6 separate regions of the Mus musculus genome follow, and regions 2, 3, 4, 5 and 6 are each linked to region 1. A link is a loop called in an ENCODE intact Hi-C map of the cell type or tissue named here. Cell type or tissue: heart. All regions are shown on one strand. Region 1 holds the start of Gm35450 (a long non-coding RNA gene). Region 2 overlaps Itm2b (integral membrane protein 2B). Region 3 has its middle 3.5 kb from the start of Gm35388. Region 4 overlaps Rb1 (RB transcriptional corepressor 1). Region 5 holds the start of Itm2b (integral membrane protein 2B). Region 6 holds the start of Rb1 (RB transcriptional corepressor 1).

What was found. Hi-C counts contacts between places; a loop is a spot of excess contacts. Peaks named below come from ENCODE experiments on the same cell type or tissue, not always from the same donor. Only the 100,000 strongest peaks of a DNase experiment are listed, where the experiment ranks them.
Region 2: a loop joins it to region 1, with 2.4 times the contacts of the local background. A loop is called at or near these places in 17 of 42 quality-filtered maps.
Region 3: a loop joins it to region 1, with 5 times the contacts of the local background. A loop is called at or near these places in 18 of 42 quality-filtered maps.
Region 4: it touches region 1 in a loop (2.4-fold over the local background); 3 of 42 quality-filtered maps call a loop at or near these places.
Region 5: a loop joins it to region 1, with 7 times the contacts of the local background. A loop is called at or near these places in 17 of 42 quality-filtered maps.
Region 6: a loop joins it to region 1, with 7 times the contacts of the local background. A loop is called at or near these places in 14 of 42 quality-filtered maps.

What each region holds. Positions count from the first base shown.
Region 1 is chr14:73,472,061-73,477,060 of GRCm38, reverse strand. It overlaps Gm35450 (a long non-coding RNA gene), which reads right to left and starts at 2,723. Exons shown (of 3, transcript XR_383586.3): 1 at 2,698-2,723; 2 at 1,838-1,896; 3 at 1,252-1,491. In heart, a CTCF peak has its summit at 2,144 (motif pointing right); DNase peaks (open chromatin) are centred at 260, 1,380, 2,100 and 2,780.
Region 2 is chr14:73,372,314-73,377,313 of GRCm38, reverse strand. The region is part of intron 1 of Itm2b (integral membrane protein 2B); the gene reads left to right. Among named protein-coding and RNA genes, the nearest start is that of Itm2b, 10 kb to the left of the region's middle. In heart, no CTCF peak of the experiment used is centred here; DNase peaks (open chromatin) are centred at 199 and 2,783.
Region 3 is chr14:73,103,993-73,108,992 of GRCm38, reverse strand. No RefSeq gene overlaps it. Among named protein-coding and RNA genes, the nearest start is that of Gm35388, 3.5 kb to the right of the region's middle. In heart, a CTCF peak has its summit at 2,465 (motif pointing left); no DNase peak of the experiment used is centred here; H3K27me3 peaks cover 633 bases.
Region 4 is chr14:73,300,863-73,305,862 of GRCm38, reverse strand. All of the region lies in intron 2 of Rb1 (RB transcriptional corepressor 1), which reads left to right. Among named protein-coding and RNA genes, the nearest start is that of Rb1, 22 kb to the left of the region's middle. In heart, a CTCF peak has its summit at 2,475; no DNase peak of the experiment used is centred here.
Region 5 is chr14:73,382,870-73,387,869 of GRCm38, reverse strand. It overlaps Itm2b (integral membrane protein 2B), which reads left to right and starts at 2,581. Exons shown (of 6, transcript NM_008410.3): 1 at 2,581-2,860. The coding sequence starts at 2,744. In heart, no CTCF peak of the experiment used is centred here; DNase peaks (open chromatin) are centred at 2,509 and 4,959; H3K4me3 peaks cover 2,899 bases; H3K27ac peaks cover 1,979 bases.
Region 6 is chr14:73,323,467-73,328,466 of GRCm38, reverse strand. It overlaps Rb1 (RB transcriptional corepressor 1), which reads left to right and starts at 2,645. Exons shown (of 27, transcript NM_009029.3): 1 at 2,645-2,944. The coding sequence starts at 2,826. In heart, no CTCF peak of the experiment used is centred here; DNase peaks (open chromatin) are centred at 2,606 and 3,516; H3K4me3 peaks cover 2,500 bases; H3K27ac peaks cover 2,221 bases.

The DNA.
Region 1 (5,000 bases):
TGCACCGTGCCTACAACCCGTGCAAAGCAGCAACACAGCAACGCGAACTGTGTGCTCATGGCCTCTTTTAAACTCATCAGATAATCCAAAATACAGTTCTGGGGATAGCAGTTAGCACAACTTCCGCACAGGCATCCTGGAACCTTCGCTTGAAAGGGCTGGCTATCTGTTCTTCTCATCCCAGGCCTTCATTTTTGATTCTGATTCCTCTCTGGCTATGTCCACACCCCACTCCCTGAGTTGAGCCTCTCCCAGTTGTCCCTGCCCACCGCCCTCCTTTGTTCTTTGGTCTCCGACACCCACTCACTGGTAATTGGGTTGGGAACATCTGCTCTCCCTGCGGCTCCTCCCTCCCAGTCTTGTATACCCTCTCCAGCTCAGATAGCATATGTGTACAACAAAGCTGGCTTGTGGTAGAGCAGTGGAGGCCTGCCTGTCTCAATTAACGTCTGCATCATTTTTAAGCTTGCATGAGAAGGTTTCCATGGCTAACACTTCTCAAATGAGGTTAACACCTCGAGGCAGTGGTTCGCAAGCTTCCTGATGCTGTTCCTCTAATACAGCTCCCCATGTTGTGGTGACCCCTAACCGTAAAATTATTTTCATTGCTACCTCATAACAGTAACTTGCTACTTGCTACTGTTATGAACCAGAATGTAAATATATGTTTTCTGATGGTCTTAGGTGACCTTGTTGAAGGGTCATTCTAGACCCCAAAGGGGTCTCACCCACAGGCTGAGAACCACAGCCATATGGTGTAATTAGTATTTTGAGTATGGTAGATTTCTATGAAACGTCAAGACTGGCACTTGGCAGACAGAAGTAATGGAAGAGTAGCTAACCAAGTAGAAAGCAAGGGCTGGTTTGTGTGGTCCTAACCCCACACTGCTGTGAAGAAATCACCTGCTTTGCTCGCAGTCCCCCTGCACTTAACAGTGAAACGTCCGAGGAGAACATCTCTGAAGACTCTGACAAGCTAGGAAGGCTGTTCACCCTGCAAGGTAGCCATTGAGCATCGTGGCAAGGAGCAACTCTGTGTTTAAGGTAATGGCCCGAAGCCTTCGTCTGACCAAGGATATCCCACTCTTTAATGACAAGTGCCAAGTGCAGCCAAGTGCCCCAGGTGTCAAGCAGGGGCCCCCGGCTTGATTAAACTCTCCCAACTTTGGAAGCCGTCTCTGGTTTAGGAGGGCAAACGGTCAAGGGAAAAGGCTTTTAATAGAGTTCTCACAAAGTTCTCAGTCTCACAAAGACTGAAAGGAATATTCCGAACTGGAAACAGTGACCTCTCTGGCATTATTCCCAAAAGGAAAAGCCAAAGGAGCCTCAAGAAGGCAAGTGGTCAGCACCCACAGGAACTCTGACTTCCAGGGAACGTTCCACCCAGGGCTCCGGAGAGCACAGCCTGAGCATCTGTTTTGAACATGTTCCACGCAGCTGATCAGCTTGAGACCTGTGGAGCAGCACTGACGGGGAGACTGGAGAGCCTGGCTATGGATGCAAACTGAATATTAAAACAGAAGGGAACCACACTAGGAACATCAAACAAATCTCACATCAGGACTGGGGAGATGGCTCCATGGATAGAGGTGCTTCGTGCCAAATCTGACAAGCTGAATTTGAGCCCCTGGACCTGCACGGTAGAAGGAGAGACACCCCTCCCACACACCTGCTTGCACAAGCACACATACGCGCACACACACATTCTTGCATGCACACATGAACAGACACACACTAACTAAATAAAATGGGATTTTTAAAAAAGTGAAACAAAAATCTTTTGAAAAACAAAATGGACCTGAAACAAACACAGCCATAAGCAAAATTCATCACTCACAAAGGGCATGCAGAAACCAGGTGTGGTTCTGGATACCGTGTCACGATAAGCATCTTTTCCTATAATGAAACAATATGATAAATTTCAGAATTCAAATTTGCATAATGCATTACACAAGAACCCAGGATAAAAGAGGTCTTCAGCAGGAGCCGGCCTACTAGTGCTGTGCCTCTCTGTGTCATTCAAGGGTAAGACTGAGTCAGCTTCTTTACATGTAGATATCTGTGTACAAACGTAGGCACGTGTAGCTGAGTCCAAGTGCAAAGAAATGTAGGAGACTCGGTGCAGATATAGATTTTTACCACCAGAGGGTGTTCTCCCTTCTCCAGAATTGCAGGCAAGTTTGTGTAACCAAGACTAGTCTCGAATCAGCCCCAGTTTTAAAAACAAACAAACAAACAAACAAAAAACCCAGGCCAGACCTCAGCAAGACAGGTTCTCGTTATTTCCACAATTTTCTTCTTGCCCTTCTATTTCAAAGTGTTTTCTTTCAGTTGAAGCACACTGGCAGCAAGCCAGCCTACACAAACTGTGGGAAACAGATCCCACCTCCCACCCCCGCCCTGCTGATTAAATCAAGAGGATGAATTTTGAAGAAGTTGGTCTGGGTAGCTAGCTAGCTAGCTAGCTAGTTAGCTATGAGACCATTGAAGAAGTTGGTCCAGGTAGCCTGCTATTTCTGACCGTCTCCAGGGGAACAGGGGTTTCAGGCAACTGAGAACTTAGCAGACCAGAGAGGAAAAAAAAAAAAGAAGGGATCCCAGGGCCAGGGAAGCTGTCTGCTTGAATTCTGATGGAAACTGATTTACAGCTGAAAAGTGTTGATGCCTCTTGAGAAACCAGAAAAGTCTAGAAGTTACCAGCAAGATTCTGACAGCTTCCAGAGTCAGCTGGGGAGACTGTCTCAGTCCATTAATATACCAAGTTTAGAAAGCCAGGCCCTGGAAAGGTGCCCAGGGGAGATGCCCCAGGGAGCTGGCTTGAGTTGGCCAAATGCTTTCTTTTGAAAAAAGGAGACTTTGTTCTATTGAGAAATTTGGGATATTAGGTCACTTGCCCAACAAATGCAGACTTCAAGTCAATGAGGAGTTTCTCTCTCTCTCTCTCTCTCTCTCTCTCTCTCTCTCTCTCTTAATGTATTTGTTTATATTTGTTTATTTATTGGCAGTACTGCAGAGTAAACCAGGGGTTCTGTGTAAACCAGGCAAACACTTTACCCCAAGCTACATCTTTTTAATTTCCTTTTTAGCTTTGGGACTGTCTGGTTAAGTCACACAGTACTCTGCAGTTCCTGCCTCTGTCTCCCGAGTCTCTGGTATTACAGGCCAACAGCAGCACAGCCCTGACATCTGAACTGTGTGTGTGCTGTGCACGTACACACACTCATGTAAGTGAATGTAGATAAGAGAGTGTCATGACACACACACTGGAGGTCAGAAGACAACTTCCTGGGTCAGTGTGTCTTCACCTTTCACCTTGTTTGAAACAGGAACTCTCCAGCTTCGAGGGAGTCCTCTGTCTCCACCTCCCATTTTCCTGTGGGAACACCAGGATTTCAACTGCTCCTACTACCTGTCTGGACTTTAATATGAGTGCTGGGGATTTGAACTTGGGTCCCCAGACTTGCATAGTGAACATTTCTACACATTGAGCCATCTCCTAAGGCCCAGAAATTTTTTATTTTGTTTGTTATTGTTGTTTTAAATTCACTTATATTCCATTTCATTTATTCATTTTTAATTTTATGAGCATGGGTATTTTGCTTACATATGTTTGTGCACTGTATGTATTTGGGTTTCCTGGAATTGGTGTTGTAGATAGCTGTGTGACACGCTGTGGGTTCTTGGGCCCTCTAAAAGAAAAGCTGTTAGGAACACTAGCTAGTGTCATTCCAGCCCTCAGGAGGCTAAGGAGGAAGAACTTTAGGTTGGAGGCTAGCCTGGGCTACTTAGTGAGATCCTGTCTCAAAAAAATGCAACAACCTAATTTAAACAAAACAACAACAATAAAAAAACCACTAATAGCAATAATTTCAACAAGAGCTAACAAATTGTTGTCCTTCTAAGCTTGCTTTTCTGGATTTGCTCACAACTTTGCCAGATGATGTTAAAATTCATTACAAATGTCCAACATAGCTCTCCTCTGTGTTTTTTACCACAAGCTCCTGGGTCAGTGTGTGCTCTTCACGTCAAGAACGCCACAGACTTTTGAATTATTCTGTTAACATCTGTTGTGATTGTCTAGAGAAAGCCACTTTATTGCTGCATGAAATCCAACAGAGCATTAAAGAAACAACAGCAACAAACCTCTGGGTCACCACCTCCCAGCAGCTGGGCATGAAGTCCCAGGTTCCATAGAAGTCACTTTGCCTTGTCCCTATTCACCTCCTTGCAGACATCCACGCCCTCCTGCCGACCCAGAGACTTTTCATTTTTAAGTGACTTTAATTAGCAGGTCTTTTTCTTATTAACATCTTCAAAGTGCTCTGAGCTCCTCCCCAGATGAAAGGACCTGTGCAGGGACAAATTATTATTATGGTTACAAAATATGCACACTGAATGTAGAAAAAGTGAGAAGGGTTTCATTGCGTGGCCGGCAGTTCTTGGGTTGCTTTGATCTGCCAGCGTAGACGTCAATTATTCCATCCCCTTACTCTCCAAACGCAGGCATCAAAGCGCTCTTGGAGATACACCTTGTAAATCTAGCTGTTTATTCTGAAATGGTTCCCCTAAATTAACTCTGCTTCCCTTTCCTTTGTTGGAGCTGCTGATTCAGCAACTCCAGTCCCCCGCTGGGGATGAGGTCTCTACCACTGTGGACTTGGAAAGGTGCCATGCCGTAGAAATAAATTATCTCTGGTAACCTGGGAAATGTGTACACATATACATATACATAGTGTGTGCATGTGTACGTGTGTGTGTTTGTGTGTGTGTTTGTGTGTATTTGTATGTATTTGTGTGTTTGTGTGTGTTTGTGTGTGTTTGTGTTTGTGTGTGTTTGTATGTATTTGTGTGTATGTTTGTGTGTGTGTTTATGTTTGTGTGTTTGTATGTATTTGTGTGTGTGTGTTTGTGTTTGTGTGTGTTTGTATGTATTTGTGTGTGTGTGTTTGTGTGTGTGTTTGTATGTATTTGTGTGTGCTTGTGTGTGTGTGTGTGTGTGT
Region 2 (5,000 bases), 100 kb after region 1:
ACAATTGTTCATAAACTCAAGGAGGTTTTGCATTCTGCAGGATCTCTATAAGATGGTACTATGTTAGAAAGAAGGCAGACAGACTGCTCACACTCCAAACACAAACAGCTGGTCTGTGAGTCCGGAGCACTGCCAGACATCTCAGACAGCTGAGGAGGAGCTCTCCCAGAGTTGTGCAGTGTCTAAGGAACAGTTTGACCGAAGTCAGCTGGAGCCTGCACAGCCATGTTGTCGGTTAAGATGTCGCGAGTTCAGCTGGTGGAGACTGCGCTGCCCACCACAGAGAATGAAAGTGAGAGCAGTGTCCTAGCCCTATAAGGAAAATATCAGGACTGTGGGGACCTCAGGGGAGGGGACCTCTGTGCCACACCTGGGGGACAGTGTCCAGAAATACTTGCTTATACTGCTTCTTTGTAGTATTCCCAAAAGTTTATTTTTAATTCTTGTACTGTTTTAATATTACCCATTGGTAGTATCCTTATGAAAGATGGATATAGTTATGCACGTACATGTGTGTTTTTTCACTACACACATAATCTAGTCTCTTGGTATACATAGTAACTTTTTTGCTAAAGTGATAGCCACTGCTTTTGTGGTTCTTGACAAGTCATGTTTATTTACCCCAGAGTAATGTGTGTGCTTGCACTGCACTTTCTTGTATAAAACCCTTTTCTTTTGTCTGGATTTGATCGTCGTTTCTTAGAGCTGGAGGGAATGTGGCTTAATTTTCTGTGTATTATTTATTTATGTATTTATTTATTTATTTATTTATTTGGTTGTTCATCTTCTGTCAGTAGTCTAATCGCCTTTCTGTATCTTCAGGCTTATCAGAGAATCAGTCAGTCCTTCTGAGTTGTGTTTGCTTTTGTGCATTTGATCTGCTTTAGAAAAAGAAAAAAAGTCTGTGATCAAAAATTTTGTAAAAGTCTTGCATAACTGAGTGCAATGATCTATCCCTCCCTCCTTCCCTCCCTCCCCCTCCCCCTCCCACCCCCTCCCACCCCCTCCCACCCCCTCCCAAGACAGTCTCTTTCTGTAGCCTAGAGTGATGGAGTCCAGGCTTGCCCTGCGTTCACACTACTCATTCTTCCTGCGCTGTCTTCCTTGCTTTATGCTTGCTCTCCACCTGCAGCAGCTTGAGGCTTTGTCCCCATGCTCTGACGTCTTCCCCTCTCTGAGACTGTCATAGCCTCTGCTGTCGACCGTGTCTGTTCTGTGGGGCCGCGGGGCCATTTGCTTTCCCTTTACCGTTACCTCATTGAGTTTTCAGAAGATAAACATTAGCTGAAAATCAATATTTGGACTTTCAACTCCACCTTCACCAAAGCTTTTGAAAGTTTAATTAGAATATTCCCTGTGCACTAACAATAGGCCTAATGATAATTAATAATGGATAATAATGGAAACTGTCTGGATTATTGGCACTAATTTAAGACCTGACAAGATGACCTAGAAACAATGAGCCACCATTCTCTAATCTCCTCTCCAAAGAGCCAAGACCGCCTACTTTGTGAGTAACTTGGAAGGCAGCTCACTGCCAGCTTTGGGGTTTTGCTTTTTGCCTTTACTTATCTGAGTTTTACTCTTCAGTGAATACTTTTCATTTTTCCTTTTCTTTCCTGTCTTGTCAGTGTCTTGTGGTGTGGCCCTGGTTTGACTTGACTAGGACTTGCTGTGTAGCCCAGGCTGGCCCTGAACTTGCAGCGATCCCTCTGCCTCTGCTCCGTCAGCACCAAGAATTACAGGTGTTGACCGTGCTTAACCAACCGCTCATTGATATCTTGGCTTTTCAAGATTTACTTTAAAATGCGCGTGTTGGCAGCCTGAATATTCAGTTACAGTTTTGCCTCGTGTGTATATGATTTCAGTACATTTTCATAACACTATCCCATATAATTTGATGAACAGTAGAGAAATGTCCTATGAATCTGACAGCATGTTAAAAAAAAAAGTCACCTCTGTTTTCACAAGGAGATTTTATCCCTCCATCCGCGAGCCAGAAGCGTGGTAGGACAAGGAACCAAGACCAAACAATCAGATCGTTTGTTCCTAAAGAGTTGTTATTAGTAACAGTCAGATTCTGGTGGGAGGGCAAACCCGGCTACTGTCAGCTGCTTGCTCCTTGTGGAGACTGGGCCTGTTAACAACAGGTAAAACTTGTACGCAATGCTGCTTACAAAGCTCTTGTCATTTCTCCTTGCTTCATACGCTGCTGTTGGTAAAGCTCTAGAAAGCATAGAATGGGTGAGCGCTAGAAAAACGGTGGTCATCTCTGAACCATGGCCAAAGGAGGAGATCTTAAACTGCAGAAAAGGAATCGATTTTTAAGTTACTCATAAATTAATATTTAATAGCATTTTACTTTGCATCAGATACTCTGCCTTTCCCTGATGATGCAGAATTGACTGATATGCTTCAGCAGTAAATGCATTGATTTTTACAGCCACACCCAGTCTTTTCTTTTTCACTCCGACCTGCTTATTTAATCTAGGCATGCGCTCATTTTGTAAGATGCTAGCAGTTTGGTTCAGGTTTTATAGATTTCTCAGAATGTTATGCAATACCTTAGACTGCTGTTTTTCTTCCTGCACCGCTGCTTGTATGCTGTAGAGTTTGTTAAGCAGGAAAATGTGTGTGCAGAACGGTATTGTTGGCACCAGCAGTGCCTCCGAGAGCTCTCCTTCATTGCCCCTGCTGTAAATATAGATGAACTGGGTAACTCCCGCATCGGCATGCTCCTTGTGCTTCCTAATTTCAGCTCAGTGCTAACTACCTTGGCGGAGGCCACTGTGAACTGTGGCCCTGACATGCAAAGAGCAGCTTTCTGCTCCTCTCAGCGCATGCCCAGCTCAGGGAACTTGCTTCCTGTTTATGTGTCAAAGGTTATAGTCCTGTGTGGACCTTGTTAGCAATTGAGACATGACAGTCCTGTTTGGAAAGGACACGGGGAAGCAGAATTTATATCCCCGTTGGAATGAAGAAGAAAGAAGGCAAATAGACGTTTGCTGTCCTGAACAAGTCTATTAACTTGCCAGCCTGAGGTTCTGTTTCACCTACACCCCTTGTTTCTGGATGCTTTTGATGGTGGGGAGACCATGAGACCTATTTTTATTCTTTTGGTGTTCCTGCACTGAGAAAAGTAGCCTGCTGTTGAAGCCAGGTGAGCGGAGCATCTCCCATTCAGCTAAGACTGAGAGCTCTGCAGCCTGTGCATATACCGTCATCCCAAGTACCTGATACCAGGAGGAAAAAGAGAGCTGTACTTCATACCTAAGGCAGCTTTTACTATTTACCTTAGAAAAATAGTTTCCATTAATCTGGGCGAGATAGTGGTAGGTTTTGTGAGTGTAGGAGTTAAGACGTATGCAGTGAATACCTTACAATGTACCAGTTCCTGGAGACCGTTCACAGGGGACTGCCCATGAAGAGCCTTGTGATGATAACCTGTAAAGGAAAGCTGCCCTCTGGGCTGTAGAACTGACCCGTCAGAGAGCACAGTGTAACTCGGAGTAAGCAAGAGGTGTTGCAGTGACTCCGAGCCCTGAGCACAGCAGCCACGCTCTCCATGCGGAGCCACACACCCCCACCTCTATCTCCTGATTTGAAAAAAAAAAAATTATTTGTTTTGCTTTGCATACAAGGAAATGCCAAAATCTTTTTTTTTCTTTAAACAGAGCAAACAAAGATTTATTACAGAAAAGTGAGGAAGGAATTTGCAAGACCTTGGCAGGACTCCAAGGGAAGACTATCCCCAAAATCTTCTCCACGGGACAGCCTTTGGATTATTTCATACCCTGTCAATATTTACCTATATTAGTCTAATATAATTAATATATGTTTCTAAGTAAATCTATTTCTGATGGTTTAGTAGTACACACTATTTTGAATTAACAGTATTTTTAAATTTTTTTCTTTGTTCTTAATTTTATACCTAGTATTTTTATGCCATTGTTTCCCCATCCCCAATCTGTCTCTGTTTGGAACTTCATTCATTCATTTATTCATTCATACAGGATCTACTGTACTCCAGCTGGCCTTTAATCCACTGTGCAGCTGAGAGTGACCTTGAACTTGTGCTCCTCCTGGCCCTGCATCCTCAGGGATGCTCACGGGTGTGCCAACTGCAGTTGGTTTTCTGCAGGTGGGGCTGAAGCCCAAAGCCTAAGGCCTCACGTATGCTGGCCAAGCCGCCTACCCACTGACCGCATCCCTATCCCTGAATCTGTCATTTCTAATACTTGACATATTTTTCTCTTTAGTAGCATGGCCTCTAAGACACCACTGTTGCATTTGCTGTGAAATTCAAAGCATTACATTTGGAGAACTTTAGAAAAAACATCTCATAAAACAACTCCATGATCCATTTATTATGTAAATAAGGTTCAAATAGAAGCAGCAAAGGATGTGAAGTATTTGTTACTTTGAAACTGAGTAATAAAAGAATTTTTAAACCTTACATTTTATATGAGCTATGTTAATGATTGAAGCCCATCTACTGAAGCCCCTCAGAGAGCTGACTGAGGTGACCTCATTTATAACTAATGGAAGTAAAATGCAGTTAAGTTCATTTTGCTTAAGATACAGTTAAATAACCTTGTCTTATTGTCTGATAAGGTTACCAGAACATAAGAGAGAGATTCCGCTGCACCGTGGCTGTGTATCAGAGACTGAGCCTGAGTGGCTGTGTCCTCGGAGTACTTACTCAGCACGCTGCATCTCCAGTATTCTTTTTTATTTTATGTCTTTAACTTAGGCTGGCTGGGCTGCCTGCTAACTGCAGCCCTCCTGCTTTGGACCACCAGCCAGACCCTGAAAGCCACTTCTTTCTCTGCTCTCGAGCGTGGGAGTAGGCCAGGGTGTGCTTTTAATAAACTGGGCTAAATCTTGACTTTGAGGAAGATTAAGAAGATGATAATTGTGTGGGGCCTGCGGGAGTTCTAAGCGCAGTTAAGGCCCAGTGGTTGGAGAGCTGTGCAGGGAGGAGGTTTCTGTGCCTCCAG
Region 3 (5,000 bases), 370 kb after region 1:
TTTTCATATTCCCCAGAAGGCTCTGGGAAGGAAAGGATATTGTATTTCCTAGGCCTTGAAAAGTGCTTGGGATATGTTACATTTTTTTCTCAAATATTTGAAGAAGACTGGGTAAATGGATATAAGCCCTTAAGAGATACAGAGTGAGTTAGTACAGCAGGAGGGAGCCCTTGTAGGCTTACAGGCTTCTCTAAGGGCCTCTTCTCCTGGGGTGGGGTGGGCAATGGTAGCTCCTTGTAACGCCCGGTCCTTCCTTCTAAGGGGTTTGTGAGGGCAGGAAAGAGAACAGACCAATGTGGGGACCATTACTTCTTACCACAAAGTGAAGAAGGCCCTGCCTTGCTCCACGTTTACACATCGCACGGGCAACGGAAGAAACCAAAGTCCCACCTCTGAGGGTTCACTTTCTGGGGCCACAGAATGAGAATGAGAAGAAACTTAGGAAACCTCCCAGCCAGAATCCTAGAGGGACAAAAAAGGGGCATTTCTCAGTGTCCTTCTGGCCAGTGATGGAAGTCTCGGGGTCTGGGGGCCAATCCCTGCCCTGCAGAATGAGGTGTGTAACATCTCTGAATTTCTAATACTATCTACAGCTGGGTTGTCGCCTCTGCTACCAGAGATGACATGATACCCTCTGAGGGAAGTAGCTACTTGCCTTTAGTAGAGAAGATGGAGACTGGCTTGATTCTCCTCCCTGAAGGCAAGTGCTCCATTTGCTTGGCAGAGAGAGATCTGTGAGCATATGTCAAAGATAAAAAGGCTTTTTTAAAGCTAGTGTCTTCTCTCTCCTTTCCTACTCTTCCTTTCCTTCCTCTGATAGCCAAATGGAAGAGTCAGCCACAGCCACGGGTATTGTGGTTTCTGGTGGTTTTAGTTATGAAACAGATAGCAAGAGGATAACAACATCTTTATTTTTTGTTAAAAGATCCTCATTGGATGGTAATGACGATAATGACGACAATGGTGATTTGAACGAGAACCTCAGTACGGATCCCAGACTAGCCTGGAACTAGCCATTCTCCTGTCTCAGACTCCCGAGTGCAGAGATACCAAGAATATGCCACTATGCTTGGCTAAGGGATTGTTGTTTATTTATTTATTTATTTATTTATTTATTTACTCTATTTAAGCTCAATATTCATTTATGGAACCAGTACTTTGGGATAGTCCCTGGATGAGGGAGGAAAGAGTTCGTTAAACCCAGGGCTTTTGTTCAGCAGATTTAGATTTGGTTCTGTCAAAGCCTATCAGCCCACCCCGTGTGAGGAAATGGCACGGAGGTCAGATGCACTCCTGGCCCATCCGGCCCAGCTCAGCAACAGCCCCAGAGTTGCCCTCTGGAAGGACCTGACACACCTGCTCACAGTGAGATTCCTTTAGGGGAGGCAACACCCAGTTTTCCAGAGCAAATTAGACAAGCACTCAAACGCCCTGGTGTAGGCAATTAACACCTTCAAGTTGAAACTCGCCTGAAGATAGCTTTTGCCTGAAGAAGTGAGCAGACGTTTAGGCACTGGGGAGCAGCAGGTGCCTTTCAGGGAAAGAGGAAAGAGGTGTCTTGGAAAAGAGGAACTAGGCAGCTGCTGACAAGACTGATTCCGCACCTTTTCTTTAAACCAGAGCCCCCTACTCCATCTTTCTTTGATAGAGGCTTTCTGCAGTTCCCAGTGAGAGCCAGGGATAGGTCTGTGTGGATCACCTGCTCTTTAAATACAAAGGTTGGGCCACTTATTCAGAGCCTGGCAATCATTAACCATGAGGAAACCACGTGATTTTCTTAATGGCGTGGCACCAGGTAGTCTCTGAACCCTATAAGCCCTGTAAAAAGCTGTAATTAGATGTGGGTGTCCACGCTACTCCTGCATTTTGTGTTGTCTGGTGCTAAAGTCCTTTTCAATTGTAGATGGTGCCTCCTGGAGATAGCTGAGCCCAGTGCCATCTGAGCCAGCTAGGCAGCAGGGCCTCAGAGAGGTGGGCGATCTGTCTTGGGAGTCTTACAGACATGCATGTTTCTTGTGTATTTAACTAGAATTGGCCCAGAGCTCAAAATAACATAGTTTTTTTTTTTTTTTTTAATCCATTAGACAGTTTTGGAACCATCTATTGGTGCTGAATCTTGTTTTAGAAGGTGGAAAGCAAAGTTAGTTTACAATCAAAACAAAACCAAGCCGATTGGGCAGTTGGGGGAAATAGTTTTTGCTTTGGACAAATGGGTTTCGGAGACAGTTTCTGTTCTTTTGTGTCTCCTCCCTTTTTCAGGTCACAGGTGCTGAAGTTTGTTTTTATTCACGAATAAATTTCCTTGGAGGTCGAAGGAGGAAAGTTGAGGATCCCTTTTGCAGGATCCCTTTGTGTGTGTGTGTGTGTGTGTGTGAAGCTTGTTTCCTTTTTTTTTTTTTTTTTTTTAAGGCTTGATAAAATTTTTGGCAATGCTGCCCCCTGCAGAGCAAAACTAGAATCTCAACTTTAGCCGTTCAAAGACCAGGCTGATGAGTATAAAACGAATCAGAAAAGTTCAATGTTCTTCAAGCTTTGCTCACTACGAGCTAAAATACTTTTGGATAAGTATGCTCCCCCGTGCAGGTCTCCTGGCTAACCTTTGGTTTGTACCATAGCTTTAAGTGCAAATGCCACCTCTCTCACGTATGTTCTGTGCGCTAAAGCATCACAGAGCTATCCTCTAGAGACATCTTCTGTGCTGCTCACTGGATGGCTTCCCACCAACCTCTCCTTATGTCCTGGACTCCATCTTGATCCCAACTCCATGTGAATTTTCATTTCCTATTCTTCTAAAAAAATTAGGGATGTCAGGTATAGCAAGTAAAAATGCAAGACGTCTAGATTAATGTGAATTTCAGATATAAAATAAATGATTAAAAATATATATACAACAAATGGGACTTCTTTATGCCAGCAGATAGTTGTATTTCTGAAACGAAGCAGAATGATGTGTCCTGTGTGTTGCCAGGCAACACCACACCACAGGGATGTAAATGCCCTAATTCTCCTACAAGGGGAGGTTTGTTCTTTCTATTTATCCCTTATCTCAGGAAACATGGCCGTGTTCGAAACCGTCTCCCGACTCTAAAAGGAACATCTGCTTTTCCTCTACAAAAGCTATCAATAACATATATAAAATTCACTTTTCATGAGCCGCCATCTTGGTATGTCTGATTACTGTAGCCATTGTCTTTCTGTCTCTACCTCTTCATGGCCACCTGTTGCCCCTGGTCTCACATTCCTCAGTAGCTGAAGGAGCCCTTTATTTGGATGGGAGGAAAGAACAGCTGTGCCCGAATCCTCTAGCTCTGTGGCTTACAGACCGAATGCCCTGAGTTCACAAGCTGATAATAGAACAGTCGCCCCGCCTACAGTCCATAAGTGCCACTTCTGTAAATTAAAGATGACCCTCAATTTTCAGATGAGTCATTTGGGTTGCCATGGTGACCTGTGTGGTTTGTGTGGTTTGTGGGTCCTTTCAGCACAGCAGTAGAGGCTTCAGCCCTCACCCTCAGGGGCTTCCACCTTGACTGCTGTGACAGATGTCTTCCTCCCTGTTCTTAGGTCCCCAGAAAGGCATTTATTCAGAGTTGGATCAGTGTTCAGTCTCTTGTCTAGTGGAAGCTGCTGCTGTGCTCTGGGTCAGTTAGGCCAAGCTGGTGCCTTGTTGAGGAAGCAAACAGGTAAATGTGTTTCTGCTGAATCACGTGGGCAGACACAGTATGAAGGTCGAAACGCAGGCATCTGTGCCACCAGAGAGGTGCATATTGGGCAATGAGGGTGGTAATTTAGGTATTTTTTTAAAAAATGAAATAAAATGCGAATTACTTGGGTGTCTACCAAGTATTAAAAACAACCAGAAACCAAGTTGATGGTGGCAACTGGTAGGCAGAAGGGCACCAGATTGGGGTGGGTGGAAGGGTAGAATTGATCAGGCTGTTGTACACTCAGGCTAAGCAAGAAGAACGCGTTAGAAACAGAATACCAATTCTATAAATGGCCCTGAATTGACCCTTCAGAAACAGGCTATCAGTTGTACAAATGGCCTTGATTTAATTAATTTAACCTGTGGCTCTGACCCAGCAGAGTAAACCACAAACATAGTCCAATCCCGATCACCCACTATCTAAGGTCTCCAGTTAAGATAACCCCTTGTTACCAGCCCCAGCCCCCCTCCTGTAGACCCATTTGTCAGGAGCCATAATGGGACAAGTTAATGACCAGCAGATGATCATCCTGAAGTGGCCTGCCTTGGATTATTATATACTCTGAGGCAGGTGAGCCCTTATTAAGCAAGGTTGTGAGGGACTAATTTTAGGAAAGATTCCTGCTATTAATATGCTTTTCCTGTTATTATTAAACATATATAACAGTCACTAAGTAGAAGAACACCCCCTTTGAAGTAGATCTCTGCAGATCCACGAAGATGTACCATCTTGTAGTGTTGCTATATAGACAAATGGATGGCTTCAGTCTTAATGATGATCCTATAAGAAGTCCTAAAATTATATCTGTGATTATTAAGCTCTTTTATAATGGGACTGCTATTAGGTCTTTTTCTGGTAGTCAAAGCTGCAATGAGAACTCTGTCAGTCTTCCAAGTGTCACCAGTTAATTGCTCTTAGATGGTAACCAGACTTTCTCCTACCCAGAGCACATTCCAAGAGGTTGTAAAACAATTAACCAAAGGTCATTAGAAGGGAACTAATGATTTATTATAGGTGCTAGGACAGAAGATAAAATATTGGCTGGGCTTATCTATACAGAACTTCACTTATAACTTAGTTATGGTTTTAAGCCTTCTGTGAACCTGTGCAGCTCAGACAGGTGATGGATGTTTAGCCAGATAATTACTCCTCATGGTATGCGTGTAAACATTCGGCGTTGTAAACTTATATTTAAATTTATGATTTGATTTTTTGTGTGAACTTGTGATGCACTTTGTAACATGTGATCATGTGCTCTGAATGATGTTTAAGAGCGGAGGACAAAGAGAAGAG
Region 4 (5,000 bases), 170 kb after region 1:
TCCTAGGAGCTTGAGCTATCTAATCTCAGGTTCTTAGTCATTCAAGCAAAGTTGGGCATAGGTTCCATCTTGTGGAGTGGGCTTTCAGTCAAATCGAATGTTGGTTGGTTACTCAAACAAACATTGTGCCACCATTGCCCTAGCAGATCTTGTAGGTAGGACACCATTGTAGATCAAACAGTTTGTAGCTGAGTTGGTGGTTACATTTCTCTTTTGGTAGTGCAGAGTACCTTCCTATAGCAAAGATGCTAGACTGTAGGGATGAAGACATTATGTAGGCACCAGCTCAACTTCTCCATGGTCAGTGGGTTGTGTGGGTGTTGTCTTCAGCAGTGGGGCCTTGCTATCAGTTTGTGACGAACAACCTATAGTCTTGGCAACAATATGGGTTGTTTGGGGTTCCCATGGCACTCCTTTGGCCAACTCAACTTACATCAACTCAATTAGATGTAACCCAATCTTGGTACTGGAAGATTCATTTGGTGACAGAGGATGTCCACTTGGGGATCTGTCTCCCTCATTACTTGGTGATTTTATTTAAATCACCTTCGTATATGTATATATTTTAGGGAGCTTCTACTGTATTAGGTTTCTATACTATCTCTCAAATAGCCCTTAATTTTGGTTGTTTCTCTCCACATTCCTTCCTTCATCTCCCTCTACATTTGATCCTCCTGGTCCTGCCCACCCCCCCCCCATAATGATAATGTTTCCCTTTCCTAGGGAGGTCTATCCATCTCTCCCTTAATTCCTTACCTTGTACGTAACCTCTGTAGTTCTATAGAGTGTAGCTTGGTCATTATTGATTTAACAGCTGGTATTCTGAGGATAGTCTTTATTAAGTTGAGGAAATACCTCTTAATTTATAGTTTGCTAGATATTTTTTAAATCATGAGTGAATGTTAGGAGCTAAATTCTAGGCCAGTTATGTACCCTGTATAGAAAATGAGGCCTGTCAGTCATTTCTTTGAATTATTTGGATAAGCAATTAATTGATTTGCTATTAGAATGTGGATGAGATCTAAAGAAACCAGGGTAGAATCAACAGTCTTTTTCTTGGGCGATTCTATTGCTACTTGCTTTTCTGATTATGTTAAGGGAAAAGGAAAAAAAAAAGGAAAATCTGAAAGCTACTATATCCTATGTTAAGGCATAGACGTTGTTATAACTTTAAAATATTTGCATTTAGTGTCATTTTAGTGCTGAGTAGTGTATTAGACTCTGGGGGGGTATAATAGAAATTAGAATTTTCTGTTTTCAAGACACTTATAAATTTGTTGAGATGGAGGTAAAAATAAGCAAGCAAGTCAGACACAGACAAGGAAGAGCTGTAACACTGAGATCTGTATCCAGTCTTTAAGGAAGGAATCTTGGTTGTTCATCATAGGGTCAGGTAAGCCTGAACTTTCCAGATCCATGTTTTCCTGGAGTAGAGCTAACTCCACACTCAAATCTACCATGCAACTAGATGGTTAACTCACCTGCTCTCTACCCCAGTGTGTCTTGTTAAAACTGATTGGCGGGCTGGTGAGATGGCTCAGTGGTTAAGAGCACGCTGCTCTTCCAGAGGACCAGGTATCAATTCCCAGCACCCACATGGCAGCTCACAGCTGTCTGCACCTCCTGTCCCAGGGCATCTTATTCCCTCACACAGACATCCTTACAATCAAAATACCAATGCACATAGACTAAGACTAAGATAAATAAATTTAAAAACACAAAAACAAAAGCTGCAGCTGGCTAGGTATGGTGGCACACACCTTTGATCCCAGCACTCAGGAGGCAGAGACAGACCAATCTTTTGAGTTGGAGGTCAGCCTGCTCTACAGACCAAGTTCCAGGATAGCCAGGGCTACACAGAAAAATCCTGTCTCAAAAACTTAAAAACAAGCCAAAAGACTGTGATTGAGTGAAGTGGGTTAGCCTTTACCTTCCTTTGTGACTCTGCCACTCCTGCATCTTCTGTGCATAGTCAAGAATGCCTTAAATACTGACTGCTGCCAGCTCAGGCTGTATAAGTAGGATGAGTTTCCTGACATATTAGTATCGTATTTCTTTTGTTCATATATAAAACCTAGGTGAAGAGGAAACCCAAGCATAGAAAGAAGTAGCTCTCCTGTTTCAAGACTTTCTATTGCACACCCAATGCTTAATGCAACCTTGCTATTCTTGCCTGGAAGAGTACATATTTCCATATATGTGCTAGTAGTTTACTTTCATTACATTTTACTTATTGTGCGTGTGAAGGGGCATACGTGCTATGACCTGAGTGTGGAGGTCAGAGGACAATTTCCACACGCATGTCATGGCACATGGGAGCTCTGGATATAAAAGTCAAAGGATCGGCTTTGGACAAGAGCGTCTTTTCCTGCTGCCAATCTCATAAGACTTTTTTACCTTGTGAAATTACAGCTGAGATTTATGTTCAGCTAGCTTTAGTTGTTAGGTTTTTCACACTGCAGTGATACTTACTGTCACCACTTGGTGGAGCTCTTTGGTAAGTGAGAACATTGTCAAAAAGCAAGCTCAAATAAATTGTCACTGATTTGGGGTTGTCTTTAAGGTGGTTCAGAGGAACATTAAATCACATAGCAGATAGCCATGTAAAGTGTTGGCTGTATATTTTGATTTAAACTGTTAATATATAATTGAAGTTTTGATATTTTAATAATTTTATCATATTTCTGACTTTTCTATCCTGCTTTTCATAAATTTAGCAGTTTTTACTGTTGCATCTTCTTTGTTGCAGTTGATTTTAATTAGGAATATATATCTTGAATTAATGAAGAAAATGAAAGTTGATTATGATCCTAATAGCTCTAGAAATAAGAACCCACTTTAGATATATTATAATCCTTTCCTTAACTTTTTGTTTATTTTTTTTTTTTTACAAAATTGGAATCAAGAAATACAAATAATTTTGTAGATTTTTTTCTCTCACTTAAACATTGTACCTTGGGCATTTCCCATGTGCTTGTTCTGGTCTTTGAAAATGTCTTAGGATTTTGTGTAACCCCATAATTCAGCTATAGCATTGTTTAGCCATTCTATTTTAAGATATTTAGACACCCCACTGTTATGGGGTATGTAAGTAGCTATTAGAACATCTGTTACAAGGATCTTGTCCCAGCTCCCCAGTTATTTTCACTGGGTGGATTCTTAGCTGTACAACTGAATGTCTCAAAACATCATGGCAGCGTATTGTTCAGTTGACATTATTCTAAGATTTGACATTTGCTGAATCTGGTTTTTGAAAGGTAAGATTTTTTTTCCAGTTTTGCAAAGTCCACTTCCTCCACACACTTCCTCCACAAGTTTTACCTTTTTGTGTGTGATTTCACTGAGAAATAGTTACTTTTTTGTAAATAATTTTAAGTGCTGTTTTGGACTCCCTTTAATAATTTTTAAGCTTTTTAAAAAATTATGTGTACTTGTGTGTACATGCACAGGAGTGGAGGTGCTCATGCAAGCTGTAGATCCCAGGTGCCAGTCAGATCAACAGTTGTGAGCCCCCTGATGATGTGCCAGGAACCGATTTTGAATTGTCTAACCAAGTAATGTACACTTTGGACGACCTCTGATCTATTCTTCCAGCCTTCCTTTTATAATTTTTAAGAAAAACATTTTATTTGCAAGTTCTTTATAAAAAGGTTTATGCAATTACAGCAAAACAAATAAACAAAAACAAACCTGTTTTCAATTTAGTTGTAAATTGGATTGGAAATAAATCCTGTAGCTACCCAGAGCCACTGTGCTACAAAGTAGCAAGAGAGGCGGACCCTCTGTTTGCAGATAATGGCAGGGCTGTGGGAGTGGGCGGGGTGCTTATTAAAGGAAGGATAGCAACGGGTAGGAGTTAAACACAGAGATACAGGAAAGAGCACAAGGATATTAGAGGACTTTAGAAGTAAGGAAAAAAGGCTCACAGTGGTAGGTTGAAGGAGAAAAACTTAGTGCGACTCTTCAGCCATAGCATTAAAATAGAAATTAAAACTATGAGTTTAAAGTATAGCATTTCTGGGGAAGCTGACAGAAAAATCTTGACTCAAACTCCATTAAAAATATCCAGAACCTTTAAAGCTATACTAATGGAGACCTTGTGGTATTGGTGCAAAAAGACCAGTGATCCGTAGATGAGGGCGGCATGGACACTGGCACGAGGACACATGCGTTGTCCGTTCATTTTCTAGCGAGGCGCAAAGGTAATTCGGTAGAGGGAGCCTGTTCTTTTCAACCTTGAAGCTGGACCAACTGGCTATCTGTTTGTGACACTTCACTTACAGGGTTTGGGAGGTGGCTCAGTGGGTGAAGGTTGCCAAACCTGATACCCGCAGTTGGATCCCTGGATCCCACATGGTGAATGGAGAGGACCAGTTTCTGCCACGTTGTACTCAAACCTTTACCAGCGTGATGTGGATTGCCAACAAATATGAATTTAAAGAATTTTCTGTCTCATAGTACTTAGAAAAATTAGTTCACATGAACCCTAGACATAAAATTCTAGAGCAGGACATGTAAGAAATCAGTGTGGAACTGTGTTAGAGATAAGTTTCATAAATAGCATCACTAAAAACTGAACCAGAAAAGAAAAAAAATAGTGAAAATTTAAACACTCTTTCTCTGTGAAGTACACCTTTAAGAAAACGAAAGATTGGGACGAGTCAGTGGATAAAACCCTTACTACATACACATGAAGACCTGAGTTCAGAGTACCCATAGCCAAGCACGGAACACTAACCCCAGTGCTGGGAGAGGCCAGCTCCATGACTAGGCAGTCTAGCTGGAGCAGCAGGCCTAAGGGTCAGTAACACACACACACACACACACACACACACACACACACACACACACATGACTAGGCAGTCTAGCTGGAGCAGCAGGCCTAAGGGTCAGTAACACACACACACACACACACACACACACACACACACACACGACTAGGCAGTCTAGCTGGAGCAGCAGGCCTAAGGGTCAGTAACACACACACACACACACACACA
Region 5 (5,000 bases), 89 kb after region 1:
AAGCCTGGTATTCAATCCGAGATCCTACGTGGTAGAAAGAGAGAACTAATTCCTGTAAATTATCCTCTGACCTCCACACATGCATCATGGCACACGGATGCCCATCTTCCCACTCACAAATATCTCTCTTTTTTTTTTATTAGGTTTTTTTTGTTAGATATTTTCTTTATTAACATTTCAAATGTTATCCCCTTTCCTGGTTTCCCCTCCGAAGACCTCTTATCCCATCCCTCCTCCTCCTGCTCACCAACCCACCCACTCCTGCTTCCCTGACCTGGCATTCCCCTACACTGGGGCGTGTAACCTTCACAGGACCAAGAGCCTCTGCTCCCATTGATGTCCGACAAGGCCATATAAACATCTCTTTTAAAAAGTTGTATGAAGACCTTGTTTTAAGCTCCTGCAAGAGGTTCTAAAAATCAAAATGGAGGGAAGGTCATTGTCACCATGGAAATGATTTGTCCTTGAGAAATTAGGATTGAAGATACAACAGTTTCAACTTCTCCAACAGGTTTGCTCTAACTGTCGTGCTAATGAACTCTCCCCCCTTTAACCCTTAAAAAGACAGAGGTTACACTTACAAGGCAAGCTCCTAAGGAGATCAGACCTAGCCTTGAGTTAAGAAGCTCTTATACCTAGCAGGGGAGTCCCCACCTACCCCACTCCCACCCCACCCCCATCATTGTGGTCCTAAACAGTACCTGAATCCTCCATGATCTTTGTTGTGTCTGATATGTTGAGCTAAATCACATGATGCAAAACTTTTAACCAGACCCTCCAAAACTTAGAGAAGTCTGCTATTTCCTTTGCTCTGGGATGGCTTAAAAACCTCCTCAGAAGAGGCTCCTCTGGTTGCTCCCCACCATCCCTCTCAAGGCAGCTCAACCTTCTCTTATTTTTTTACTCTCACCATTGAGGAAGTGTCTCTCCTGGTTTTAAAGGGGAAGTTTTCTTCCCCGTAAGGGTCTGGGTTTTTTGTTTTGTTTTTAATATACCATACTATTTGATGCCTATTAAAACTCATCTGTAGTAGGAATAACCTCTTTCAGGACCGACCAACTCATACATCTACTCTATTGACTCAACTATCAGCAGTTGTTTATCTGACACTGTGTGACCTTAGTACTAACCAGTGAGCTATGGTTCCGCTGTTCTGCTTTCTTGTCTTGGCTTCCAGTGTGACTCTGGAATGACAATCTGCTTTCCTCTGCTTACTTTTTTTTTCTCTATTTATAAAACCATCCACCCCCTCACCTTCTCTTTCATGAAACGGAGTCCTACTCAGTCCCAGAGGCAAAAATAGAAATATGGGAATGGAGAGACGGCTCGGCAGTTAAAAGCATTTGTTGCTCTTCCAGAAGACCCAAGGCTTGGTTCCCAGCAACCGCATGGCGGTTCTCAACCATTTGTAACCCCAGTTCCACGGGACTTGACTCATTTTTCTGACTTCCTTAGGCACAGGTACATGTAGGCAAAAAAAAAAAAAAAAAAAAAAAAAAAAAATCATAGGCATAAAAATTAAATATTTAAAAATAAAAAGAAATAAAGATAATTCCCTCCTTGAATAGAGCCAGGGGCTCAAGAACTCTGGTCTCAACTGCTGTCTTCAAGGTTGGCCTAGGCCAGAGCTCACACAGCAGAATCCTTCTGGCCAACAGACACTCCTGTAGGTGGACAAGGAGAGGATATGGAGAAGGCTACAGGATCAGTCATTTGACCAAAGGACCATCTGGAGACATGGCTGTAAACCCAGTGTGTGGGCCAATGTCTTCTGTCAACCAGAAGCAAAAACCTCTTCAAAAAAGGAGAATTTTTTATTTTGAAGAAAAATAAGAACTTGTCCTAAGTACGTTGTCACAAATCACAGATTGGCCTAAGGCAAATATGGTTTTTTGTTTTGTTTTGTTTTGGCTTGCTTATACAAATGAGCTCGGTTGGTACATTTTGTTTTACCAGTTTAGAATTTTAGGAATACAAATGGATGAAGAGGGTTCCTGGTCATTGGCTTGAGATTAGGCTGGGCAGGAACTGACCTCTGAGGGAGGAAGAAAAGACCAGCTTAGTCAACCAGGCAACACCTTAGGGTGAGGTCTGTGGGAGATAAGTCAGATCACCAGGACACTAGGACACAGTGCTTCAAATATTCCTATGCTCTACTAAGTCGCTTACTAATAAATGATTAAACGGAGCTTTTGGGTTTGTTTGTTTGTTTTTCTCACACAAAAATTCCATGGCCTTTGGGCTCACAATCAAAGAGAATTTGGTGCTACCAGAAGTTAACTTATCCTACGTAGCCAACCGACAGAGTTCACCCCATTTTCTTATCAACTTGCAACACTGGGCCCCTGAGGAGAACTAGTTGGAAGCAAATTCAGAACCGGAAAATCCAGGCAGCCCAGAGGGGCAACAAGTCCTAGCTCAACCAGGCGCGCCCTCCACAAAGCCTGGCCAGATTCCCGCTGAGTCCTGGGTGGGGGTGGGGGGAACCAGGGAGGGTCTGGCGTGAAGCCAGGCCCCGCCCCGCTCAAGGCCCCGCCCCTCCGGGCCCCCGCCCTGCGCCCGCGCCCCAGCTGCGAGGCCGGAAACCGCGCTGCACTGAGCCGCTGCTGCTGTCGCGCAGTCCGCTCCTCCGCTGCAGAGTCGTGCCCTGAGCTCGGCCGACAAGGCTGCCTTCGCAGCCGGGATCCTGCCAGCCGCGACCCCAGCCTTCGCCGTCGCCGCCTAGGGCGCCCCAGGCCGCACCATGGTGAAGGTGACGTTCAACTCGGCGCTGGCCCAGAAGGAGGCCAAGAAGGACGAGCCCAAGAGCAGCGAGGAGGCGCTCATCGTCCCTCCGGATGCCGTGGCGGTGGATTGCAAGGTCCTGGCTGGGGTCGCGGGCGGGGTCCCGGCGGCGGGGACGGTTTCCCGGACGGTCCTCCGCTCCCGGGTACCGTGGTGTGTGTGTGTGCAGCGAGCGGGGCGGGGTCCTGGCCCTGGCGACCCCCGAGGGGACAGTTGCACAGGTGTACGAGGTCCCGCGGCTTTGCACTTGGCTTGGTAGCCCGGGAACCTGCAGCGACAGGCACCGCCACCACCGAGTTTGGCACTTTTTTTCCAGTATAAATACTGTGCCTAAAATGGCTGACATCATAACAAGCCTAAACCTCTGTTGTTTCCTACTTTCGTTTCTAGGCTGAACAGCACTTGGACTAAGTCCAGCAACTGTAAGCATCTTCATTTTTTAAAAGCCCTTTTCTTTTACAAACTCCCTTGCCTACAAATGGCCTTCGGTGTTGGCAGGTGAACACCTTGGGGTCTGGAGAGAGAAGACAACAGTATACTGGGAGTAGTTTCTGGCTGGTGATTTTATTATTGTAACAAATATTCCAGGTGAAAGTAATTGCTATTGTGGCTGTTCCCATGTAACCCAACAGTTGACTTTTATCAGCCTCTTTGTGGGTACTTCTGAATAAGTGAAACTGGAACCAAAACATAGGAATTTGCTCCCATCCCTACAAAATAGGTAACCTTTGTGTTACCACATCCCCGGTTAGCACTGAGTGATGCTGTCACTGGATTCAATTTTTAAAAGTGATGTACAGTAATATTCTTTTAAATATAAATATAATTTTTGCCTAAGTTTTCTTTTTGCCTTTTTAGGGCTTCTGACATTTGATACCTATGAATACTAACAGCGGGTGCTGCTTCGTTTTTCACTAACACTTTTTAATACCTATTGTCACTTGGGTAATTTTAGTTTTGACTTAAAATCAGTCGTTTGTGTCCATGGTACAAGTAGTAAGGAGAGTTTTTGTTTTTGTTTGTTTGTTTTTTAATGATCTAATGAAAATTACTGTAAAGAAACAGGCCACTAATACCCTATAAAATTTTTGGATATATAATAGCAGTCTGGGCTGTTTGGACATGTTTTCTGGAAACGTTCCAGCTAAAAGCAAACATCATGTTGATTTTTTTAAATGACTGTCTTCCCCTGAGATGAGAGAGCTGATTCCCTAAAAGGATTAAGGGTTCTGGTTTTAGTATTGTTTTCCTGAACCTAGTACAAACACTCTTGGTCTTGAAAACATGTTTAGAATTCACAGGTAAAAATTGTCATAGCAAATTATCATATCTCTTTTGTCCGGATGCACATTTTAATCTAGAATAGACCCATAGTCAAGCACCCAATCACAACAACTCTATATCTTGTTTGTGGAGACACCTTGAGTCTCCTCAAGCCCAGATAGGCCTTGAACTCTGCCCTTCCTTCATTTTCCTCCCCAAGTACTGGGATTACAGGTGTGCACAGCCATGCCCAGCTTCAAATATACATTCTCACTGATATTATATAGGTATATGGTCTTTAAATTCTAAAACTATAACTCCTCCCACGCTAAGCAAGCATCAATGATGTCATTTCTCTGTTTTTTATTCCAGGGTTGTAAAGGTTTCAAACTCTCAGACAAACGTCAGAATTCACTTTGCAGGGGAGCTTTGAATCAGTCTTGCCATTTATGAAGTAGCAGTCTTATTTTTGAGCTCTTAAGGATTTTTCATATGCTCACCATAATTTAATTTTTATTTCACAGTAACTGTCTATAGCTGTACACTTTGCTTTTATTTCTTAATTTCTCTGATTTCTCTATCCAAAGGAAGATACTTCAATTAAGCAGTGAGGGCTTGTGTTCTTCTATAGCCACACAGAAGTCACAGCTAAATTGGTTTGGTTAATACAGAGAGAGGGAGAGAGAGAATGAATTCTTTTTCCAGCTATAAGCTGGAAGCCTTTTCTCAGTGGGGACAGTATCTCTACAATGGGAGTAGGTGGAATAAAGGAAAAGCCTGCTTGCCTAGCGAGAGAACTGATCTCATCCCAGAGCTGCGGAGTGATTACATAATGTTCTGATGTTCCTTTGGGCTGCACTGTGTGGCAACCACCTTGTCCGACCGCCCGGGCTGGGAACAGAATTAGCCTTAATGTGTTCTGCCTGGGGCATTTCCTCTGGTCAAGAGGACCA
Region 6 (5,000 bases), 150 kb after region 1:
GACCCAAGCAGGCCTTGAATGTGGAATCCTTCTGTCTCAGCCTCCTACTAGATACATGAGAGACTACAGTTCTCAGTTAAGTCAGGAGAAACCCATAGGACTTCAATTCTTTGGAATAATTTCTGTGACTATTGTGAAATCTACTACTACTGCTGTTACTAATACATTACAGATGTGTGTCTTTTACTGACAAAGTGAGACAGGCTTTGTTTAAAAAAAAAAAACCTACTATAAAATCCAAAAGAAATGACAAAACTTTTACATCCTTAATTTAGCCGTGAGTTTTCAAAACCACGCTCAGTTAAAAAAAAAAAAAAAAAAAAGAAAAGGACTTTGAAAATAACAATGAATACTTATATTCTTACAGCTTTCTACTTATTCTGAGTAGCGAGGGTCAAACTCACCTTAAAGTTTCCCTGGCATATGACAAGAGCACAGCCATCCCACCCAACAGCCCCACACACGCTGCAGACCACCTGAAGACCTCGAGAGTCTGAGGAAGGAGGTGTCCAATAGCCAGGTGGCAAACTACCAGAAACACAAACACTTTAAATGCCTTTTCAAATTCCTTCCCTGCCTCCATTTCTCCTTCACCACCAAATCCCCTCCGCACACACCCCCTCTCCTGGGCTACATTCCCAGCGCTGCCCCATTTATTTATTTATTTTTTGAAACAGGTTTTTACATTCATGATCAAGAATTGAAAAAAAAAAACTCATTTGCAATCGTATTGATGAACTAGGTTCAAATAAAACAAGTCATATCTACACATGCAGAGCTAATGTAAGTCCCCAGCCTTTCCTTGGCTGTCCTGTGTTCTCATGTGGCCAATGCCTTATTAGATTCTAAGGCTGTAATGATGTCTCTCTCTGTCTCTGCCTCTGCCTCTCTCTCTTTGTCCCTGAGTATTGGAATCACTGTTCCTCACATGCTAGGTAAGCATTTTACTATTAAGTTATATCCCAGACTTTTCACTTTTTATTATAAAACAGAGTCTTACTAAGTTGCCCGGGTTGGAGTTCAACTCACTCTATAGCCAAAGCCTGTCTTAAACTTGGGATTTTCTTGCCTTAGGCTCTGAGCATTATGGGCCTGAGCTACCAGGTCAGGCTCAACTTTGATCTGTGTGTTGAAAGGGGCTTATGGGGGAAACATGTTACAATGACTTCTGACACAAATAGCTGACCATCAGCTGATTTGAGGTCAGTACCAGCAGAGATGACCGGTCACCAGCTCTGTTACGCGTCTGAGGACCCAAGTTCCTTTGCCATTCTGTCTCAAACTTAAGAGTAGCTTGCCACAAATACCAAGGTGGCATCAATTGGCCAAGTGTCACATTCTCTGATAATTATGAGGCAGGACTGTATCATTTCTGTATATTATTTGATCAGGCTCCCACAGTCTATCTTTTATCTTCACCAAACCTAGACTGTATGTAGCCTGAGCTCTTGCCTAAATCTGGGACAAAGTGAACTCAAGTGCTATTTTAATTCCATTCATTCTCCGTGGCTGCATCAGGGCCTGGGGCTCTACCTCCTGACAAACATTTGGTCTCTAGAAGGCTTCTGAAGTTAGGCAAGTCTGAAAATTGAAGGAGGCCCATGTATCCTTCACTCATCTGACATCAAGGCAGAAAATAAGCCCAGGCTTGCAACCTACCCAATTAAGTTCTCGATTCCTCAGTCCTTGCTCAGCTGTTCCAAGATAGTTTACACCAGAACAACAACTGTATTTTATTCACAGCACTTCAATTAGTGAGTTGTATGAATAAGGACTGACAAAGGGAGAAAATTATGTTGACTGACAGGTAAAACGTAACTAGAAAAGCTACCATTGCTGAGCCAGCTTTTGGTGGCGGTAGGTAGTTCTAGTATAAAGTATGCTCTTTTCCGGTGTCTGTGCGTCGGCGACATGGTCAGACAAATATTACTTGGGTTCGAGTCCTCTGCCAGGGACCTGCTATGTGACGCGGGCAAATTGGCTCCCCGAACTCCCCACTTCCAACCCGCAAAAGTGGAATGCCGACCTTCCCAGTTTGACCGGCTGTCTCGGAGAAACCATTATGAAAGGAGGCCGGATCGTGCGCATGAACACGGCCAACTGGTTTTCTGCTTTCGTCTCAAACGCGTTTGTAAGCGATTTTTCAAAGTCGGGTCCGCCTGGCAAACTGGTTTTCAAAAGCTACTTTCCCGCTAAGATCTGTCCCGCTCGGACCGCGCCTCCTGTTTCCCCATCAAAAGACTATAGTCTGTGCGTGCATCGCCCATCTTCCCTTGTCTCCAGAAGGCCACCAATGGCCCCACCCTGGACCGCCCACCCGGGCCGAGCCCACCTCCCACTGGCCCGGCACGTTTGTTTTTGTTTTGCCGGCCGCGCGGGCCGGGCGAGGGGCGCGCCCTGTCCAGCGTTCTCCCAGAGGCCGCGGCTCCTCGCAGCGGGCCGGCCCCGCCTCGGCTGGCGCCGCCCACGGGGACGACGCGGGCGGAGACAGGCCCGGGCAGGCGCGGCTTCCCCGCGGCTTCCCGCCCGCGCCCTCGCCCTCGCCCTCGCCCTTGCCCGCCGCCGCCGCCACCGCCGCCCCGGTTCCCCACTGACGCCCGCGGCCCGCGAGCCTCGCGGACGTGACGCCGCGGGCGGAAGTGACGTTTTCCCGCGGTTGGCCCGGGCGCTCGGTTGCCGGGCGCGTCCGGTTTTCCTCGGGGGACGTTCCCATTATTTTTGTAACGGGAGTCGGGTGAGGACGGGGCGTGCCCGGCGTGCGCGCGCGCCCGCCCGCCTCCCCGCGCGCCTCCCTCGGCTGCTCGCGCCGGCCCGCGCTGCGCGTCATGCCGCCCAAAGCCCCGCGCAGAGCCGCGGCCGCCGAGCCCCCGCCACCGCCGCCGCCGCCGCCTCGGGAGGACGACCCCGCGCAGGACAGCGGCCCCGAAGAGCTGCCCCTGGCCAGGTGAGGAGCGCGGCCGCCGCGGGCCGGAGAGAAGGGAAGGGAAGGGAGCGGGGACGCCGGGTGCATCCCGGCGGGGACGCCGGGCGGGCGCATCTCGGCGGGGCCGGGCTGGCGGTAGGAGCGGCGCCCCGGGTCTCCGGGGTCCCCTTGGTCCCCCATCTCTGCGGGGGTGGCGGCGGCGCGCTGACACGGTCCCGGGCTCGCGGGCGACGGGGAGGGCATCCCGAAGGGGTCTGGGCTGCGGCTTGACAGGTGTCGGGCGGGTGGGGCTCCTGCTCCCGAGCGAAGTGACAGGTGCAGGCTCTACTCCAGCGACGCCCAGGCGCGGAGCCGGCGGGTCCCGGAGAGCCCCGGTCAGATGCAAAAACAATTGAAATAAATATTTAAAAAAAGAAAAAAAAAACTCGACCGGTGTTTGTTTTCTTTCTTCCTCCCTTTTTTCTCCGTGGAGATCCGAAGCACCCCCGGGGTGGGTTGACTTTCTCTTTTGCAGTCGTCCTGCGATGCAACAGTTGGGAGCCTTGCCCTCTCTGAGCTTGCGCTGCATCGGCAGCTTGGTCCTGGGAGAGGCCAAGAAAAGCCTTGTAGGCAAAGCGCAGGGTCGTGGGTGTCAATTGCTCACGGGGTCCTCAGCTCCCGGGCTTTGTGGGGGTTTCTTTAGAACAATGCTTTGAGGCCCGGGGGGATTTAAAGCCATCTGTGGAGACTGATGGAGCAGAACTCTTAGAAGAACTGGTATGTGGGCAAAAGTTTCAGGAGACATTTAAATGCAAGGGCTTGGAAGTTTCTAAACTTTGTTCCCCTTTTTTTTCAGGGTAGAACTCTTCTTGCGTGCTGATTGGCCCGCAGCATGCTTCATTATTTCTTGCCTTTTGCCTTTGAGCATTCACGGATTCTGGTGCCTCCCCCTCCCTTTTTTCTTTTTTGGTCTTGTGTTTGGTACTGTGTTCTCTCAAAGAACTTTTCTCTCCATTTATTAAGTGGAATCTAAACTTAAGTTCATGTGGATCCAATAAGAACAACAGAGAGATATTTATTGTATTTCAACATTTTTTTTCTTGACTGTGCTACTGTGTGATTAAGTAACAGAAATTGAAACAATATGATTGTTGTTATTGTCAGCACTAGTTTTGAGAGTATAGATCCATTGTAGATGGGAGTTGTTTTTGTCTCTCACGGTCCTTCAATTTCTAGCCCATCATTAAGTTCTCGAGTTTTTGTTGTTGTTGTTGTTTTTGTTTTTTTGGGAGGGGGTGTTTTTGTTGTTTTTAATTACTCTGACTCTGTAACCCAGGCTTGCCTTAAGCTCTCTGTTTTACTGCCTCTGCCTCCCAAGTTCTGGGATTGTAGCCCTGATGGGCTATCAAGCTCCTTTCTTCTCATTGAGCATCAATCAAGGCTCTTTGTGAGACCCAGACTCTTAACAGAGTTCAGGTCAAATCCTAAGAGACTGAAATAATTTTGGAAATTGCTTGTCTAAGTCTATTAAAATTCATATTAGATGGATTTTCTTATGGACCAAATAAAAATCATGTTCTTAAAAAATAAATACAGAATAAAAACTGTTCCAGGGGAAGAGTTTGCTTTTGTTTCTAATTAAACTCTGATGTATCCAGTGTGTGGAAGCTTCACTTTAGAAAGAGCAGTAACATGTATTCTAAAAGATTCCATGCCATCTATGGACTTATTACTGATTATTGTAGAGTAACTGTACACATTGAAGTTCTGGTCATTGCCTGTGGGAAAGACAGACCCAGTTTCTTTCTCTTTTATGTACTTTTAACTTTGGAGAATTCTCAAAAAGTTCTCCTTTAAATTAAACTTTACAAGACATAGTCTCATCTTGGTTACTCATTGCCACTAAGGTTCTCAAAAAGCACTTACAGTTGATCTCTGACTTACCTATTGTCACGTGTGTTCACCATAGGGATTTGCTACCTCTTCTGAACTGCCATTAAATGAATGTTGTGTTATCATTGGAGAATACACTTAGACAAACACTGATGATATATAGATTAGTCACTGTGCTGTCTTGCTACAATCAAGAGAAGTGGTA